2 separate regions of the Homo sapiens genome follow, and region 2 is linked to region 1. Evidence: chromatin contacts called from ENCODE Hi-C or POLR2A ChIA-PET data. All regions are on one chromosome and are shown on one strand. Each heading gives the region's core, a stretch centred on a gene start or an enhancer-like site at or near the end of the contact. The rest is flanking DNA. Distances are from core to core; before and after follow the strand shown. Region 1 overlaps MIR3681HG (MIR3681 host gene). Region 2 has its middle 43 kb from the start of TRIB2.

Evidence for each region. Hi-C counts contacts between places; a loop is a spot of excess contacts on that map. ChIA-PET counts read pairs that join two places held with the same protein, here RNA polymerase II (POLR2A).
Region 2: POLR2A ChIA-PET joins it to region 1 with 11 read pairs in BJ. The contact joins two enhancer-like sites. A Hi-C loop is called at or near these places in 1 of 168 maps with a recorded cell type or tissue (sigmoid colon). POLR2A ChIA-PET finds 5 or more read pairs at or near these places in 5 of 52 experiments (AG04450, BJ, H1 and 2 more).

Annotation. Positions count from the first base shown.
Region 1 is chr2:12,532,746-12,537,619 of GRCh38, forward strand. All of the region lies in intron 4 of MIR3681HG (MIR3681 host gene), which reads left to right. Among named protein-coding and RNA genes, the nearest start is that of TRIB2, 180 kb to the right of the region's middle. Within about 2 kb of position 2,011, at least 7 of the 41 ENCODE cell types and tissues checked have a DNase peak (open chromatin) inside an H3K27ac peak, as active enhancers do.
Region 2 is chr2:12,671,768-12,676,641 of GRCh38, forward strand. No RefSeq gene overlaps it. Among named protein-coding and RNA genes, the nearest start is that of TRIB2, 43 kb to the right of the region's middle. Within about 2 kb of position 3,029, at least 5 of the 41 ENCODE cell types and tissues checked have a DNase peak (open chromatin) inside an H3K27ac peak, as active enhancers do.

The sequences.
Region 1 (4,874 bases), core at 761-3,260:
AGAAACTTGGACATAATCAGTATGAGGAACTAATGAGAACAGGAAAGGCTTACTGTGCTTATATCACGTAACATCTACGTGTCATCAAATCCATTGACAGGGCTTTTTCAGCATAAACTTTGTCAGTCTCTTAATCTTGGCTCTTCTACATCAATTTAATAGGGTTGTCTTAAAAACAAACAAATGACAACAACGAAAAAGCCACAACAGATGGTTTATGAAATTGCAGAAGGCTGGAGCAGAAAGAGAGCCATAGAAACAATCTGACCACATTCATCCATTGTAAATGTCACCTATAGCTTCCCTGTCAGGATTACCAAGGATCTCTGTTGATTACTTCCAGTGATAAGAAGTCACTTATGAGACAGGTCATTTTATTTTAATTATCAGTTAAATAATCATTCAACTGAAATCTCCTTAATTTTCCACTCTATGGAGCTACCTAGAAAGCATCAAATTTTACTTTCTCTTGGCAGTTCCCTTATACTTGAAAACGGAATTAGGGTCCCCATTCAGTTTTCTTTCTTCAGTTAAATGTCTCCTTTTCTTTCAGTGTTATCTCCTCATTTGAAGTAGTTTTCTGGTTTTATAATACTTAACATACTAGTTGCTCTTCTCTGGATAAATTCCAAATTGTCAATTTCACTTTTAAACTTTTATGCTCAGAACTGAGTAGGATATAGCTGCTGTACTCGATGCAGAAAACTCATGCAAAAAGTAGCAGTTTTTCTCCAGTGGTTATGCTCAACTGTTTTAATATACTGCTTTGTCACACAGTCATGCCTGGGGCAGTTCAAGATCCTTCAGATCAAGACCTGGGCTCTTCTAGGAAGTAAAATACAAAGGTTTTACTGCAGAGGATACCTCTGACAGAAGTCTGTCTTTCTCTCCCTCCTTTGTATTTTAAGTTGCATTTTGTAGATAACTAAGTCAAAGCACTATTCAGCCCCTGAATAATAGAAGCAAGCCCTCTAAATAATAGAATGCATTAAATAAGAATTCCAAACATTTTATACATATGACACTTGGAAAGAGTTTTCCTGAAAGTAGCCTGAACTGTTAAAAACCTTGGTTCTAGCCATAATATTGATGATCTGTTTGAACTCCTGAGTCATACAATCTCTCATGTAGGTTAGGCTGCTAATATAATACCTTATGGCATCTAACAATGACAAAAATCATTTTGCAGTTGAGTCAAGCTTAACCATACCATGGGCAGGTAAGTTTTTATTTAAAAAAAATTTCCTACTTGAGTGCCCATCAATTCCTCTCTGCCTGGGTTATATTTGTCTCTTTATATTTTTCAATATAGTTCCCAAGAGAAAATTGATCTTATTTCCAGTTCCTAATGAAAATATGAGATTTTAAAAAACTGTAATGAAAGGTTTCAATTTATAGAGGGTGTGTTCTCTTCCTCAATCTGGAATATCTGCAATACCTTCCCTCAAGTGAAATGTTCAGCTTATTTAGAGGATATCAGGATGGTTTGCTATTTCCTGTGCCTCATGACTGCATACGTATTTGCCATCTGATATTTAATAAAGCCATTCAAGGACCATGACATTTCGTTGGATGGCACAGTAAGGAAAGAAGTCTGATGAGACCCAAACATGCGTGGCAGGAATTGGAGGAAGGTACAAGGAAAGTATCTTTGCTTTTGCATTTGGGAGATTCAAAGAAGCAGGTTTTTTGTTTGTTTCTTAGAAAACAACAAAGTTGTCTCTCCCCCCTACTACACAGAACCACTTTCAGAGAAGACTTTCAAAAGCTTCGACAACAACAAAAAACTAAACTAAAACTAAACAAAGGCTCCCCGGCTACTAGAACAGGGTTTGCTTCATCTTCAAGCTGTTCTTTCACAGCCATGTCCTAGTTATGACAGTGTGGGAAGTCGGAATGACAACCACCAAACCAAACTGGTCTCTGTCTTCACCTTCTCACAGAAAAAAAAAAAAAAAGCCCCATCTTGGAATGTGCTCTGAAGATTTTCTCGTCTCACTGTAGCTAGGAAAGAATTCACCCCAGAGGCTAGAGCAACATGCTTGGCTAAGCTTCCCACAAAACCAAGGACTACTTGCCTTAAAGGTTTTCCTTTCATTGGAATCGCTTATGCATATGTCATCACTGACTCATATCTCATAAACATGATTTACAAAAAAAGCTTGTCAGCTGGGTTTTATTAAATAGTAAATTAAAAAAAAAAACCTGCATCCAGAATATCCAACAAGCTCAACACCCACAAATTCACTGGCTCATCTTCCAGCATCATGTGGTGGTTGATAAGTCTGAAGAACACACACACACCTCATCAGCTCCCATCAAACTCTCTCTGCACCCACGGGAAAAGCTCCACATTCATAGAATTCCTCCCACACATGCCTGCACCCCATCAGCACAAGCAAAGATGAGGATTTACTCTGTGAGTCCAAAGAAAATAAATTGCTCCATTTATACATGACACATGAAAGAAAAAGTCATGCTTATGTCAAGCTAGAAATACACTTTTTAAAAGACAAAATTGTTACTTAAAAAAGGAAAAGTGCTTTGGCTCTGGAATGCCTGGTGGGTGCAATAATTCAATTAAAATTCATTGTTCTGACTCTGGCAAGTATTCATTTGTTCACCAATATTTTAGAGAGATCTATTCTCATTGGTTCTTCGAGTTCATGGAAAGCTTCATGTCATCTTATTGGATTGTCTTGTATTTTAAATGATTACTATATAGGCATCCTGGGAAGATGGAAAGACATTAAAAACCCTAAATCCTAGGCACATCTTCTATCTACTTTACAAAATAGTGTGTATGAAATAATTCAACAGAAGCCAAGGGTATGGAATCCTTAGTAAAACCTGAAATAAGTGAACAAAATTATGCCTTTCAGATTCTGGAAGGCATTTATATACCTTTCCACACCAGTAGTCTGGATTTAAACTGTGATGATAGGAGATCTAGGATTTATAATGAGACCAGTTTAAGTTATTGTGCTCATGATGTATTTTATTAGAGTAGCACTACTGATGACAAACATCTTTTAAAAATGGATAAAGGCAGCAACATGACAGAAGTTTGTTTTCAGCTCATATAAGCCTTAAGAATTGTTTTCTTCATTAGTGCATGACTTTCCTTCCAGTTGTGATTCTGGGACCTAGTCTTCTGTCATACTGTGGCTCTGATATCTTCAATATATGTTTTCCAAAACAAATTATCCAAGGCATCTGGGTGAATCTGAAACTAAAGGAAAGAGCATAGGAAATGACATGTAATCGACTATTGTGGACCACCATGGAAGTAGCACTTGCCACTTCTGTACACATCTCATTGGCCGGGACTCAGTCATGTAACCTCACCTAACTTCAGGGAACATTGAAAATGTCTCCTAGTTGTGTGCTCAGGAGAAAAAGAGAGTGGGTTTGGTAAATAGCAGGCCAATTTTTGCTACTCAAGGAAAAGAAGAAATTCCCATTCTACCATCTTTCCTCTTGTGTGAGAAGGCATGACAAGGACCACAGCTCATCCGCATTGAGTATGTAGCAGACATTTAGGGGAAACTTTCGTCAGTGATTCCAGAGACTGTTTTATTTCAGTTCCTCTCCAGAGAGTTCTCTTAACATGCAGTAAATATCAAAAATGGAGCTTCTGATAATTGTACCATGGGCCAGGGCCTTGGTATTCTGAATAATAATTACTAAGGCATTCTGTTCAATTGGGTTTTAAAGATCAATTGTATCTGAGTTGCCACATCATGGAAGGTCTTTCGATGATTTTTTTCACTGTGAAATCTATGTGCATTTGATCATGTAGACGTCCATTCTTTTGTTTTTCCATTCCTTTCAAAAACTAAATTGAGACAGCTTACAAAATAAAATTCAACAAGTAAATGGTAGACCCAACACCTTGAAAAGGGAATATTATTGGTAGTAAAATTAAATGAAGCTGGGGGTGAGGGTATTACATTTAATGTATATATGCGTCTCTTTAAAAGAGAGGGATAAAGTTGAGGGTTGTAAATAAGCTCATTTAATAGTGGCCAAAGTAAAGAATGCGACCTCAGACATGGGGCCTGTAATTATCTTTCATGCTGCCCTGATGTGCTCTTTCCTTCCAGGGACTCCCACATTTCCCTAAATCCATTAACAACAAGAACAGAATAGAGGGGAAAATGCTTGAAAAGAATATTTAATATGAGTGATGAAATCAAGTGCTAAATTTAAAAAGAAAGGAATGGGATGGGCAATTATTATAGCAAAAAGAGAACAGGAAAAGTGAAAAGCAGAGAAAGAAAACTGGCAATCTAACTCCTTTTTGACTAGAAACAGGACACAAGAAGCAAACTGCTGGTGGTGTGTGTGTGGGGGGTGTTTAAGCAAAGATGTCAGACTCCCAAGATTAAACTAGTGAAGAATGGGAAGGGAGAGGGAGAAGAGGCAAAATGCACAAAACTCCATAAAAGGGAGCCGAGTGTCCATGTATTTGAGTAGATGGATATAAATAGAACATCACAGTATTCGGAATGTTTGTGGAACTTCTTATGATAACAACGAGCGTCCTATTTTTAATAGGATGCTTACCTTCCAAATTCTATCAAAACATAACAGGAAATAAATATTAACCAAAGTACCAAAAGGCATAGTAAACATGGAGTGCATTATTGTATATATCTACAATGAATGTCTTAGTACAAAATGGGAGTTCAACTAAAAAAACAGAAATGGTTCAATAATTTATGGTGCATTTTCTGAATAAAATACTATGTAGCTATTAAAATGAATAACGTGGAAACACCATAGCAACAAGTCTAATTGTTTATTACATAATAGCAATAAAAAAAGAAGGGTCAAGAGGATATGTGTGTTATGATTACAAGTGTGTAAAA
Region 2 (4,874 bases), core at 1,779-4,278, 140 kb after region 1:
GTCAATTATCTCTTATTTTAAATGAGAAAACTGAGGCTCAAAGTGTTTTTGAGAAATCGCTTAAAGAACTACTAGTAAAAGTGGGAATCAAATGCCAGTTCATTCTAGTGCAACACACTGACTCATAGAGCTGCCTCTGGAAGATTCTATTAGAAACAAAAAAGTTCAATAACCTTTGGTTCCTGCACTCCCAACAGATTACAATCTAGCAGGGAAGCAAGTGCACATAAATCTATCCTGAACAGTAGCAACGTACCCAGAAAACATACTGCATAACCCTTCAGGATTCAGCTCAAACATCCCATTGCCTAAGAATCATTCCACAAATATTTCCGTCACAAGTATTGCTCTCTAGTTTCCACAGCATGAGTGTGTGTGTGTGTGTGTGTGTGTGTGTGTGTGTGTGTGTGTATGTGAATATGTAAGTGTGTGAGAGGGATTTTATATATATATATATATATATATATATATATATATATATATATATAAAGCACTTACCTGCTTTTATAAGTTGAAATTACTTGCTTATTTTTCTGTCTTCTCAACTGAGCATGAATTTTTTGGAAGGAGACAGGAGGAAGATGTGTGTTAGGAGGTGGTAATTAATCACTATGTCCCCAGTACAAAGCACAGTATACAGTACATAATTAACAAAACAAATGTCTAGTGAATAAATATATGAAACCGAGAGAGAGAGAGAGAGAGAAATCAACTGACCTACTGTATTTGTGAATTATGATGTGTCCTATGTTAAACCATCCTATACTCTAATTAGACCCCCTATTTTGACATTTTAATGTACTACTAGAAAATTATATGAAATATAACATTATCATGCTAAGTTCTCATTCACTATATTTTTATTCAAGGAATAGTCATTGAATGTCTTAGAAACCACTTCCCACCTCAGGTGTTAGGAGTATAAATGCAAATACAATGAGAGTCGTGTCCTCAAGGGACTCGCAGCTGGTTTAATGACTTTATGAAGATGCATGGCACAGTTCTGTCCCAATGGTAATCCTGTTTATGGGGTCTGTGGGCTCCATTTCTTAACTAGCTTGTGGCAGTTATCACTTTGCCAGGCACATAGAGGGTGTGCAGAGAATTCTTGCCAATGGGGAGGGCTGCACACCGCTCGGCTGTGGGGTTGCGTCAGTGACGGAACAGGAAAAGGGAAGGGGAATCACCCTATTTTCTGGAACATAACCCACCAGGAGGACTTTGCTGAGTGTATATTTGGGTGCAGAATCTTTAGCAAAATAATATGGAATGATACATTTCATATGCTATAACCAGGTTCTCTCTGAATGAAACAACGCCCCCTGACACCCTCTCACTGTTTCCCTAAGGATTTTCCTGGTGTGTGGGTTGGAGTATAACACAATTTGGGAGCCCTTCCAGATTTTCCATCTCAGCAAGCATGTATATGTACTCACGAACACTAGCAAGAAAAAGACAAAAAAAAAAAAAACTCCACACTTTTTAAAGGAAAAAATGAGAGCTCTTATTTTTCTTTGTTCTCAGGAACCCAATTCTGGGTAAAGCAAATTTGCTGTGAATATGGAAGCAGCATAATCAGTGCCTTGGACATTGGCTCATGTGACTGTAACTGAGGGGTGGGCCTCTGCCCTGCTATGAGGGGAAAGCCTTCCTTCTGGTGCCACTGGGTTACAGGAAAAATATGCTTGAGGTCCAAGGGGAGCATGTATCCAGGCACAGATGGTACGTGACGTGGCAGATCTTGGCTGGAGAAACTCCAGCCAGTTTTAGTTCTGCTGGTGGGGACTCCAGGAAAATCCAAGCTCCTACTTTGCCAATCCAGGAGGTATCATCACAGCCTTTGCTTCTGAATTAAGCCATGAAGCTTCCTGGAATGGGAAATACCTCATCAAGAGAATATCGACCTAAAAGCAAGGCAACCAGTCTCCTCCAAAAAATAAAAATTTTAAACAATAAAGCCCAGGGAGTTGATATTTTCCCATTCTTTACCCTCTGAAGTGGTAGAAAAGACAACTGGTTTACAACCATCTTTGCTTTCCATGTCTGATGCTGCAGCTGCTGCCATGGAAGCTGAAATGTAAAAGATAATAATTCCCTACTAAACCTACAAAAGCCTTTCACAAGCTTCCTTCTGCTTCAGTATTCTCTCAAAGCATCTCAAAAGAGAGCAACTTCAACAAGATTTTTTTGAAACAGAAAAACAGCCAGGTACCCCAACAGGGGAAGGGGCCTGGAGGTGCAATCCTGACATCTGAGTCCAGGTTTTGCTACTAACCAGCAAATCACTTTACATCTGTGAGCTTCACTGCTCTCATCCATTAAATGGGATGACAATCTTACAGCATTGCTGTGAGATGCTGTTCATCTTTATCACCTTTGAAGTTTAATGAAAGTGCTAGCTATTATTAATGATGCTGAAACAACCACTACTCGTTTAAATGTCATCTCCTTTTCATTTCAGGGATTCTTTTCCCTGCTGCATCTGCCTGCTTATCAGAGGCTCCTGGGATTCTGAGAGTGATCTTCTACAGGAAGCCGTTGAGAAGGGCATTGGGTCTTTTGTTACCAGGCACAATGAAGGCAAGTTGTTTTTGAGATTTTAGCTTCGAAAATGTGGTCAAAAAGTGCTCAGTTTGGGGCCAATTCAGGAGCTTCGTTTTTGGTTTCTCATTTGGGGAAGCTCCTTGAGGGTGGAGGTGCCGTCTGTTTTGATCATGGCTCCATTTGCCTGCTGATGCTCAGGAAACGTCGGGTGGTGAATAAATGTAGGGCACTGGGGAGCCTGGAAGAAATTCAAGGCATCTCTTCCTGTATCCATGAGTTTATTATTGAATCCACTTTAAACAAGACCAGTCTCTATTTAGGCTCTCTTTCTATAATGAATATTTCCTCAAGAATAGCTTATTTTCACATAAAGTTTCCACCTGCCCTCTTTTCAATTAGAGCTGTGGAAAAACTGAAACACAACACAGCAACAACAAAACCCCGAGTGGTGAAAAATGCCGACTAAGGCCCTGCCACATGACCAGGGTTGAAGTCCTGGAGCTGCTATCAGTTGGATGACCTTGGACAAGTTAATGCACCTCCCTGAGACTTAGTTTCCTTATCTATAAAATAGAAATAATATGAGTACCTGCCATTTGGAGAACATTTGAAGGTCAAAATGTGAAACTTAATATCAAGTTCTTTAAATAGTGTCTGGCATGTGACTAAGGATCTACAAATTATTATCATGAGGGCAATGTCTAGACTTTTAAGACAAGCTGCCTCTGTCTCCAGGCTGTGGGAACACTGCATTTCAGGGCCTTTGGAAGTCTTGGAACTCCAGGAACAGATCCCAAGCCAGGCTAATCTGCTTCTGTTGGGAACAGGGACGGCCCACAGTGGATGCTGCTGGTGGAAATAGGCTCCTGACCCAAATCTACCCCAAGCCATCTTCAACTCCCTTGTAGATGTCCCTGGAGAACTTCTCAATTAGCATGTCCAAGTTTGACCCAAGTACTGTCAGAGTTCCTATCTTGGTCAGCAATGATATCATCCCTATTGTTCACCCCTGTCGGAAGCATGAGCCCCTTTCTAGCCTCCTCCCTCTCGCTCCGAGCCAGGAGGTCATCAAGACCTCCTGAATCCATCTCCTTGCCACATCGAGAAGCCTAGAAGCCAACCCCTCCTCCTATGTTCCTCTGTTGAGCAGGCTTTCTCGTCCCTCACACTGTGAGCTGGTCTCCTTATCTTTAGTCTCACAATCTGGTGCTATTAGAAAGTCAGTCCTTCCTCCTGCTCACAGCTATGGAATTAGTCATCTTAAGTAACAGATACGACCCCGCCCACTCTTCTCAAAGTCCTCATGTGGCCCTTCCTGGTCCAGGATAAAGGGCACAGCCCTCATTGTTGTGTGTGGGTCCCAGGAGCTCTGGCCCTGCTCTGCTAGCCTTCCAGCCTCTTTCCCACCACACCCCTCCCACCCTCTGCTCTGCCAGCAGAGGACACCCCTGTACCTGTCACTAAGCATACCGGCTCCCCTTCATGGAACGCCATACCTGATCAACTTTCCCTCCTTTACTTAGGCTCATTTGATTGTCACTTCCTCTGAGCCTCTTCTGCAGGCCTGAGGTCCTGACCCTCTCCTTCTCACCCTGGTATTTGGGATGATCACTCTTCGTTCTCATACTGCTCTGAGCTAGAGACCTTATTGCACGGCATGGTCATTGTGGACTCGCTTTTCCTCTCCCCAGCTGCACTGTGACTCATATAGTAATTGCCAGGATAATCTCTCGTTTATCAAAAGCCATGGTATCCAGGGCAGAGCTTGGAACAAAGCACGTAATCACAAAAGGCTTAATAAATGGATGAAAATCACTAATTAATCAAGTGTCAGGTATGGCTCTTTCCTCCAAGAAATCAATATGAAACAATTAGAGAACATGTAAAATCGTCTGCCTAGCATGCTATGAACGCAGCAGCTACGTGGGCCACTCTCTAAGTCACCTTCTAAGTGAGGCTTTCGCTAATCATCTTACTTAACATGCCCTCCCCCTGCACCCCTCATTCCCCCTTTCTGTTTTCTTTCTTTCCAAAGCCCTTATCATCATGTAATGTAGTGTGCATTGTACTCCTTATTTTCTTATTTCTTTCTTTATCCCTCTAACTAGAATGTAAGCCTTATAAAGACAGGAATTTTGCCTGTTGTGTTCATTGTTGTACCTAGAATGGTACCTGACACACTGTAGGTGCTCAATAATGCTATATGAAGGAAAAAAAGAAAGAAAGAGAGAGAGAGAGAGAGAGAGAGAAATAGAAAGATAAAGAAAGAGAGTGAGAGAAAGAAAGCAAAAGAGAGAAAGAGAAAGAAAGGAAGAAAGACACTAATGAAC